Linked DNA regions of Homo sapiens: region 2 is linked to region 1. The links are chromatin loops, found by intact Hi-C in ENCODE. Cell type or tissue: IMR-90. All regions are shown on one strand. Each heading gives the region's core, and the rest is flanking DNA. Links, peaks and the distances in the headings are about the cores only.

Evidence for each region. Hi-C counts contacts between places; a loop is a spot of excess contacts. Peaks named below come from ENCODE experiments on the same cell type or tissue, not always from the same donor. Only the 100,000 strongest peaks of a DNase experiment are listed, where the experiment ranks them.
Region 2: a loop joins it to region 1, with 3 times the contacts of the local background. A loop is called at or near these places in 2 of 110 quality-filtered maps.

The regions. Positions count from the first base shown.
Region 1 is chr14:79,008,446-79,013,835 of GRCh38, reverse strand. All of the region lies in intron 15 of NRXN3 (neurexin 3), which reads right to left. Among named protein-coding and RNA genes, the nearest start is that of NRXN3-AS1, 64 kb to the left of the region's middle. In IMR-90, for the core only: a CTCF peak has its summit at 2,535 (motif pointing left); DNase peaks (open chromatin) are centred at 2,125 and 2,515.
Region 2 is chr14:79,582,715-79,588,104 of GRCh38, reverse strand. All of the region lies in intron 16 of NRXN3 (neurexin 3), which reads right to left. Among named protein-coding and RNA genes, the nearest start is that of NRXN3-AS3, 47 kb to the left of the region's middle. In IMR-90, for the core only: a CTCF peak has its summit at 3,299 (motif pointing left); DNase peaks (open chromatin) are centred at 3,224 and 4,184; H3K27ac peaks cover 1,617 bases.

The sequences.
Region 1 (5,390 bases), core at 148-5,147:
ACTCATAAATGAATCTTATATTTTGCCTAATATATCAGTAAAAATAATAGTTATGAATGAATGTGTGAAAACCAACATTCACTTTAGATCTATAAGCCACGTAAAGTGGCTACTTATAGATTGTCATGGGTCTGGTGATTAACAAAGTGTTGATTTCAAAAAATAGGCAAATTCTGTAAATATAATAATTACCTGAATTATTAAAGGGAAAGCAAAGTCAGTCTAATAAAGACCCTGACTTAGCATTTCATAATCAACAAGGTGACTGGTAAAATCTAATATGAAGAGAAATGCATTCAGGATTGCAAAGACAAAAGCTTCTCTGGGAGAAGTTAATAACCCCTGTGAGGGCATTGTCTACCCACAGAAAGTAAAGTGGGCTGTTACTGGGATATTGTTTTTGTTGTAGCAGGCACTGAAAACCAATATCATGTAAGTAGTTTTGGTGCACATAGAATGAGGCATAAAATTGGCCTGCTTTAAATCTTGCCACTCCAACAAAGAAAACCAGAGATAGATACACATAGAATAAATTCACAATGGTTACAGTCTAAGGTGTAAGTCATTATTATATTCATGCAGGAAAGACATTTTGACCTTCTGTAAGATAACATTTTAATGTGGGAAGAATTCACAAGCAGTGATGGGCTTTAAGCAATTCCAGAACCCTTTCTGAATTGCTGGAATTTCACTTACATATACTTAGTAAATGAATTTCATACAGGCAAAGCTGAAAAGTCCCATAGCTAAATCTGTACCACCATGCCTCCTACTTCATACATACACATACACCATGTGTTTCGCTACCACCTTCAAATACAGCAAGTCAGGCAGAGAATGCAGGACTCAGAGTTAGTGTCAAAAAACATTACTATAAATTTCTGCTTGCAAAATGCTGAAGAAAATATGCTTAGCAGGGTTAAATGAGTATGGTAGCAGAACTAAACCCTTCCAAGGCCTCTCTGTCCACGGTTTGATGGGGGGAAATGTTGAAAGTGACAAGCAATCCTTAATTATACCAAGGATCTCATCTGCTATTGTATAATCACTTCCTCGGTCGCATGGAAAGCTCCAGAAGGAAAGTCAAGACTTAAAATTCCCACAAGGAAAGACCATGATAGATGGTCAGTCTGCACAGATTCTGGATCCAGATGGTCTTCTGGGGAAACACACCTGTGTCTTCTGGAAAGTGGAAGTGAATGGCATGCCTTCTTAGAGGGTTACGTGGGGAGCAAGTGACAGCCTTCTTCAAAGTCTCTCCTATACCTTCTAGAAAATAGATCATGCTCAATTTAGTACTCAAAGTCCCTGATTCTGGCTTCTACCTATGGCCCCAATTTCCCACTCTTTCCACATATGCATTATTATGCTCTAGATTACTGGACTTCTGCAATTCTCCATAATCACCATGGGCCTAAAGCTTTTCTACATTCTACTATTTCTGCCTCTTTCCTTTCCTCTCTTCTCAGTCTAGTCATTCTTCTAGACTCATTTTACCTTTGTCTTATTAGCTGTTCCATCTTAAATGTCCACTTAATGTTCTTCCAGGCCACCCCACTCACTTCAGTAATCTGTGCCAACGTGACCTTGGATACACTATCTTTCAGCCATCTCTTAATCTTTGTCTGTAGGCTCCTTAAGGGATTTAATATATGTTTCACATCACCCTGCACCTGCTCAGCACATAGTAGGTATTCAGAAGTAGGTATAAATAAATATTATTTCATGGAAAAGCCATTTAGTGAATTTTTCTATCACTTACTACTATCTCAGGTTATAATTTTAGAAAATTCCTTCTTGATGACAGGAATGTCTTCACAACAGTCAACAAATAAAATTCTTGCATGGTAATGGAATGAGTCAAATCAGTGTACATTTGTAGAATGACTGATCAGTTTTATTGAATTTGGAATAATGTTATTTATTCTCCCATCGAACTGCTTCCTTATGACCCCAGTCCTCTTTGATGTAAACATGTTTAAAACATTGTTCCTTATTGTTTTTGTCCACACTGATGTTAAGGTGTTAAGAAAATGACATGTTGGGCTGTGTATACATTCCGGGGCGATCTCATAGCCAGTGTGCTTAATATGAACACCCAAATGACATGGTTTTAGTCACTTCCTATGACTTGCCCCGCTCTGTAGGAGGAAAGACTGTTGTAAGTGTAGCCTGTGGAGACATGCTGAGAAGATAACTCACTAGTTCCATTTATTGATGCTTTTTTCCAAAATAAGTGAATACAGTTTATTGCAAGAAGGTTGAAAAAGGAGTGTCCAAAATTTTCAAATAAGTTTAATTATCTTTGTTATCAACATGGATAATGATAGAGAAAACCCAAACTGAACAAACTCAACTGACATAGTCCTCTTAATCAGTCTTGAATTGTTTTTTTTTTTTTTTTTTCCTGGACCAACATCTAGGTATGGGGTGGGGTTGGGGGGAGGTGGGTTGGGGGGAGGTGGGGGGGCGGGGAAATCCAGCCCATTAAAAGGAACCTGTGAGACCAAAGCGCCACCTAGTGGGCAAAATAGAAAACAATCACTTTTACACCAGATCTTTTTAAACTCAACAGACAAATGTTTGCTTGGATCTCCAGTCTCTCAGTGTCTAGTGAATTTACAAACTCCCCTTTTAAATTTATGCTAAAAATTAATTTCAGACGTACAAAGAAAGAACAAACAACAACTCCTTTTATTATCCTCCAAACCTGTTAATACAAACACTTGAGACCTCTACGTAAATAGAGACGTGTGGGTTGCGCACCATCTGGGTGCAATGCTGTTTGCCAAGTATCCTCTTATAGTAACTAGCATCGCCATGACTAGAGTTCCTGACCATCTAGACGTTCTCTGGACTTTGTCTAATCCCTCTCTGGGAAGATGGTATGGTCACAATTCTTTTTTTGTGCCACAGCATAAGGAAAGATAATATGGCAGAAAGGTCAAGGGGATGGGCTTCTAACAGACAAACCTGGATGTGAATTCCAGCTTCCTACTTCCTCGCTTTGTGGTGTGTGGGCCAGTTACCTCAATTCTTACATTCCAGTTTCCTTCACTGTTATTAAAGGGGCAATAATATCTACTTGTTTGGGTAATGATAATAGCTGCATAAAGATTGATATAAAAATCAAACCACAGAATATAAACAACCCATCATTGTAGCTAAAATTAGAAAATATTCCATAAGCATTTCTTATAAATTTTGTTATTATACTTATTCTCTTTAATGTCTAACTGTGTCAATAAAGGCAGAACAAAATCCATGAAATAGAATTCCACTAGGATCGATATACCCTCCTCTTTTGGGTTGTGAAATTCTTTAGTCACCTGATATATTTCAGTGAAAAACCTTTCAGATTTTGTTATCAGCCTAGGTATGAGTTACACTCATATGGATGCTGGATTAATTCCTGCAAGGATATTATGTATGATATGCAGATAGATATAGCCCAAATGATGGTTAGTTGGGTGGGTAGGTGGGTAGACTGGTGGTTGGATGGTTGGTTTATGGCACAAAACCCACCCCTGAGCTAACATAGAAAGAGATGGCAATTATATACTCAAGTCACTGTACCAAAATCTACAGTGATGTGCTTCCTGAATTTCATTTTCTCTAATTGGATTTAGAGACTACCTTGGACCAATCAAGCAATCTACTACAACATAGGCTAAAAAATGAAATATTTAAATGGATCCAGCTAAATGAAGTATTGAAGGAGCTGATATAAATTCTGAAGTCTTATTTTTTGTTTTCTAAATTGCCTAATACTGATAATAGTTGTTCAATGATATGTATGTATCAGAGCCCTTATTCTTTCATTATACAAGCATAAGGAATCTATGTATTTGAATTAGAGGAAGAAAAGCATATTCTCTATATTCTTCAAAAGAAAAGGTGACAACACAGGAATACCTTATAGTCCCACAGTATTTGCTGAATTATTTCGTGATCTTGCAAAAGAAGCCTTTATTTTACTCCAAGGCTGAAGGAAGTGGACCAACCACAGGCATTTGTAACCGAGAGAGATGGTTGAACTGGTCACCTGTCTGCAGAAATTATTCATAGAGGAGAAAATGGGCAACAGAGACTGAAGGATTCTTATTTTTTAAAATAACTCAAACTACCCTTTTCTGTTTATAAGACGGGTTTCAATCACAGCAGCCAAAAATGGGAAAAAGGACAGAATTTTACCACAGTTCTCACTGGAAATGGATGATATGAAATACCCCTGTCTGATTATGATGGATGATCCTTGCTCTGTATATTCTGGAAAATGAGAAAACTCCCCCACAGCACCTCCCTATAGACTTGAGGAAAAGGAGGGCTCTCTTCTGCCCAAACCTGACAACTGGATTTAATCATGCATAGAAGTAAGGAGTTCCTGTGGTTTAGCATCGCACTGACTCTCAACCGTCAGTACCAATGGCAATGATTTTACTTGATCCCTGGATTCTCAGTAAAGCTAACCAAGAAGCAAAATATCTTGTTTTTAAGTACACCTTTGACCATATTTATAATCCAAGTCTGCATGTCAGATTACCATTTCTTTTTTTCTAGAATTTATTTCTCTGCCCACGTGGCTCTCAAAACCAATATCATGAAGAATGGTGTTGTTCCAGATATTGATGATTCTCCCCTAACTCTTACAAAGAGTTATGAACCAGTATTTAATAAGCACTTAAAACATTCATACTCAATAGGTGTTTAAAACATGGAGAAAAGAATGCTTTTCCAGTAATAAGCTGGAAGGTCTAATGAGGAAACACGGGAGACCTGAACAGGGCAGGACTATCTCACGGTTAGGTCCTCAAATCTCTTCCCGGCAAACATCATTACTTAAACCATCTAACTTGAAGAGCAACAGAAAAAAAATTCAGGCCAGGCGTGGTGGCTCACGTCTTTAATCCTAGCACTTTGGGAGGCCAAGGCGGGTGGATCATGAGGTCAGGAGTTCAAGACCAGCCTGGCCAAGATGGTGAAACCCCATCTCTACTAAAAATACAAAAATTAGCCAGGTGTGGTGGTGGGCGCCTATAATCCCAGCTACTCGGGAGGCTGAGGCAGGAGAATCAGTTTAACCCAAGGGGTGGAGGTTGCAGGAAGCTGAGATTACATCACTTCACTCCTGCCTAGGCAAAAGAGCGAAACTCTGTCAAAAAAAAAAAAAAAAAGCAAAGAGAAAAAAAGAAAAGAAAAAAAATCAGATTCATTGGGGTCATCTGAATGTCAACCCCAGGAATTTTATTTTGTACACAACTATTTTTTTTGCAGGGAGAGAGTAGGAGGAAACTTACGCTGGCAAGCTCAAAGTAATTATACTTTTTCTTTAAAAAATAAATCTATAACTCTTAAGTTGGGTAGTAGACATATGACTATTTCATTATTCT
Region 2 (5,390 bases), core at 200-5,199, 570 kb before region 1:
AATTGCTCAGAATTGACACCTTGACACATGACATTTTCCTGAAATGAATCTGAAATAGCCTATAATCATATTTGAGAATGACTAAGAGGTGACTATAAGTCACCTAGCTACATATATCTTCTAAGAACTTACTCAAAGAGAAACTGGAATTCAAGGGACAACTAACAATATGTGTAATAAGTCAAATGCAAATATAATTTAGGGAATTTGAACTCAGATCACCTCTTAAAGTGAGTGTCATATCTACAAATGAAAACAGATGAATATTTAAAATTGAAGACCGTTTCCATTCAAATTCTAGATCCCACTATGGACAGTCTACTGATTTCTGCTCACCAAGATTTGCTGGTGTTTGGAAAGGCAGTACACTTGCATGTACATAAGTATTGATCATATGTATTTGTGATACGTCTTAATCCAGAAATTGGGTATTTACACACACAGCATTTCTACCTTGGCTTTTCTATTTATACATATAGATTTCTCTCTCCTCCCTCTTTCTTGCTCTCTCTCTGGCTTTTGTTCTGAAATCTATACACACCAGTTGAATGCATATTTGAAAGAGTAAAAATTTACATATTTGTCTTAAGTATATTTGCCATCTAACTTTAACACATTGCTCGCCTGATGTTTAAGCCAGACAATTAAGAGAGGTGTTGACAGCCCTTGAAGGAAGCGTCCAGCAGAGGCAAATCATGGCAGTCATCCAAGGGCTTCCTTGACGGAAATGTGTGGTGAAAACGACAAAGATCTCACAGTGCAAGCTGAAATAAAATCTTTCCAAGAAGAAGCCAAAGGAAACTATATTTATAGTGGCAAAATTATCTTACAAAACGGTTTATTCTGCTTTGGTTTTTAAAAAGAGCAGTGACTTCAGTTTGTGTAACACATTTTATTCAGAAGAAACTAAAGCATTCTATATGCAGTTTAACTGATTTTACTGCCAACGAAATGCTGCCATATTCTGTAGTGAGGATAGCTTTAAAAATGGCTCCCCGTGAAAGTCTGGCACAACCATTCTGAGAGGAATATGTAGAAAAGGCTCAACCATGGTGAGAAGGGAATAGCACTAAAATGGTCATCAGTGGGATCAAAGCCATTGACAAGAGTAGGAGCTCTCAGTTACCAGCAGATTCACTTGAGTCAGGAGATGATAATGAATTAATAGCCTATTATAGCCTGTAACTACTATTATTAGGCTAATAATGTGAAGAACTAGTATATGCCAGTTAATCATGCAAAGAAAATAGAAGAATGAATATGAATAGCTACTACTGGTGTAAAGAAAGTAGGAATGAATGAAATTGTCACAAAAATCTTGGATTAAAAAGAATTTCAATAATACCCTCTCTCAAAAAACAAGAAATGGCTGTGTCAAAGTGGCTCTTAAATGTTCACAGAATTTCAAGAGCCATGAAAGTAGAATTTGTTGGCACTGCACCCTCAACCTACAATCAAGATGTGCTTTAGGGCCTGGCGCGGTGGCTCACGCCTGTGATCCCAGCACTTTGGGTGGCTGAGGCGGGTGTAGTTAATGTTTCACTACACCCGCCAGGCCAAATCAGACTCCACTGGAAAAGGCAACTGAATGACTATACCATACTTTTTCAGGGTTAATTTCTAATAAACTTCACACCCAACATCTGACCATATTCAACATTCTACAATGAGCATTTCAAAAACCAAACAAAATGAAAATAAAGAAAACAAAAACAAAAAACCAAACCTGTTACTTAAAAGAATAAAGTTTCAGATACATTTTTCTATTTTACATTCTTTGCTTTCTGATTTCATCTAACATTCTGATAAAATAAAACTCCGCAAGATGATTACATATAAAAAGTGTGAGCTTTACTTAATTCTTTTACTTTGCCATTTTCAAGTTATAATACATTTGTTCAAACAAATAATATAAAATACCACATGCCCTGGCTGGCAGTGTACTTTAATTTGGAATCCTAATTATGATTGACTCTGTTACAAAGAATGCCAAGTATTTGGCATATGCATCTCCCAGGGCCTGGGGAAAAGAAAACTGAAAAGTCAATTTTTCTGTTGCTATGATTAGATAAGCAGAGAGGCAGACAGTTGTGCTTATTTGAGGGAGCACCATATGCTACGCCACAAACTTGGCGTTCGTATGCTGTAAAGCCAATGTGTGTGCACAGGTAAGACATAGGGAAATCAGTGGTGTGGGCATGGTAATTAATAAGTCAGCAGCAATTTGCTGTTCATCCATACCTCATCGTTAAGAGGCTACTACTGAAAAGGAATGTGAATGCTCTCCACCATATCCAGGTTGTGTTATCAAGTGTCTCCCAAAAACTTAAACAAACATTATACCCCCATTCGGTCCCTATCTAGAGTTAGAGTTATATTTTATTTATCAAAGTTGGTTTTTTTTTTTTTTGTTTTTTTTTTAAGATGGAGTCTCGCTCTGTCGCCAGGCTGGAGTGCAGTGGCACAATCTCCGCTCACTGCAACCTCCGCCTCCCGGGTTCAGGCGATTCTCCTGCCTCAGCGTCCTGAGTAGCTGGGACTACAGGCACACACCACCACACCCAGCTAATTTTTGTATTTTTAGTAGAGATGGGGTTTCACCATGTTGGCCAGGATGGTCTCAATCTCTTGACCTAGTGATCTGCCTGCCCTGGCCTCCCAAAGTGCTGGGTTTACAGGTATGAGCCACCGTGCCCAGCCTCTTTATCAAAGTTTTCAGAGATTTCACCTTTATCTTCTCAGGCTATGCCTCTATCCTTCCAAACAAGTGGCATGTCCTTCCAGTTACTATATTGGGCATGATTACTCCCTCAGAAGTCTGGCAGGCCAGGTGAAGACAAAGATCTTTCTGGTTATGAGTCTACTAAACTTCTTTCCTTTGACCAAACTCATCCAGATGTTGTGGGCATAAAATCACTTTGACTAAAATTAACCCAACATCTTTGGGCAGCTCCTAATATAAAATAGATCATTTGTCATGCCATACTAAGATGACAAATGCAACACATTTATTAAAACTTGAACGGCCCATCTCCATAGAGGGCTATGCCTGCCCTCTAGTCTCTAGCACTCAAAAGTTAGTCCTAATTAGAACAGAAAGGACATTGGTTGCTGTGCTTGTTTTTATTCTCAAATGTTTATAGAATATCCCAGCTACATGATGACTTCAGCTATGACTCAAAATCTTTCCCACTTTTGTTTGGGAGGCCACATGTTCATTAATCGAATAGAGGCTTCATATTCTCTCTCTCCTGCTGATTCATGCTTTTGCTGAATTCCTTAGCTCATGCAGGGAGTTCATGGCTCCCTCTGCTGTGCACAATCTCAGTGAGGACCCTGCTCTTACAAGTGCTATAGGCTCTTCTATTGTCACTCCAAGCCAGCCAGTCACCTTCAGGTGGTCAGCTGAGCCCGCAGAGCACTAAAGCTGTACCCATAGCAGTAGCTGGGTTGTGGGAGAAATAATCTATTCTCCGAATCTGTATAAAACACTGTTATCTAGGTCTCAAGGTTACAGTGCGTGTGTCCCAAGTCCCATAAGGTTCTAAGTCAAATTGCTGCCATCAACTTCCGCCTGCATTCTCTAACCTTTCTCCATATTCATCCCAGCTCTCCCCCATCCCTAATCACCTATGTCATTTCTTCCCTCTAATCCTCCAGCTAAGGAACAAAAGCTCACATGCCTATGGACTCATGCAAATAAACACCCATCTGTGAAGAGTAGGGTATTCTGTGTTTCACTAGATTCATAGAACCAATCTCTGGGATACTCTTAGAACATTTCATCGAGTTTGGGATTGACATAATATCCTTTCCTCAAATGCATTTCTTTCTGCTCACCCCCTGGACATGGTTTTATTCAACATACATTTCTGCTTGGCTGAATCCACTAAAAGATTATGGGGCCTGGGGGCTAGGAGTAGTAGTTAAGCTCTGCATACCACATACCATTTGTCACCCTGACCAAAGTAGATACATAAATACATAAAATGTCCAGGAGAAAAAATTATCCTAGTAATAGCCAGAAATTCAACTTTAAAATCTATTTTCCCAAGCAATTGATTGCAAGTCTATGATGACTTCATGGAACTGGCATAGACATCGCCTAGAGTATGTTTGTTTGTTTTTATTCTCAAGTGTAGATGGAACTTCTCAGCTACATGACTTCAGATATTACTCAAAATCTTTCTCACTTTTATCTGGGAGGCTACGTGTTCAGTTTCCAAATAGAGGCTTCATATTCTCTCTCTCCTGTTGATTCATCCTTTTGCTGAATTCCTTAGCTTATGTGGAGAGTTCATCGTTCCCTCTATTTTGCACAATCTCAGTATTCCAAAGATGTAATCAGCTTAATCCTCTCATATAGCAGTCATTATCACTGCAAGAGGGGCTGCCTTTCTCCAAACATAAACAGTTTTTAATAATTTTAGAGGAATTGCTTACAGTGACTGCATGGTCATTTTCTGGAGTGGCTTGAGTATAATCTTAAGTTCATAGAAAAGAAGGGAACAGTGATTCATTCCCATGGACGTTGCTATGCATGTAGGGGCTTCCTTCTTCCTCCACCAACAAAAGCACACTTCTTACCTTAATAATAAAAATAATTGAAAAATATGAATTTATTAAAAAAGAGAAGATCGTGCTCACAACAAATATAAAAAAAAAGTATAGAAGAAAATGAGATGAAAATCACTAAAGGAGCTTACTTCTGCAAAAAGGGGGCAAGTGTGTTTCTTTTCTTAGCAATGTTAAGACACTAGAAGCTACATAGCTGCTTTATACCCAGGCAGTGTCTTAAGGGCTTTACTTAGATCCTCCCAACAAATCCCCACAACCTTGTGAGGTAGGTACTGTAATTATCTCTATTTTAAGATGAGAAACCCGAGGCTCAGAGAAGCATCTGTCTCACGCTTTCCACATCTATCCACAGAGCCCTCTTTTTAGCCACCTGGGAATTTAGAGAAAAATTATTCCCTCTAGATGTATTGTACTGAAATCAGTGTCACACTTTAGACTGTTTTTGTGTTTTACTTTTTTGTGTGTTTTAGATTTTTATGTAGTAAAATATAATGAAGAGGCAAAAACATTCTATAAATGCTGTGTATTTGCTTTTAAACAGCATTTGCTATTGAACTGAAGGAAAGATACCTAAGACTAACTTGTCAGGACGTTTACTATCAGTTTTCGAGAAAGGCAAGTACCAGTAATAAAACAGTTTTATTTCTCAGGTTTCCAGGAGGTGCCCTGAAGAGATTATAATGAAGTTTTGCTGAATCATTACACTCATCTGTGTTATACATAATGTTGTTATGTATTTATTCCTTCATTCTTTCACTTATTTCTTCATTCCTTTAGTTAACAAGTGCTAATATTAATTTGTAAAGATCAAA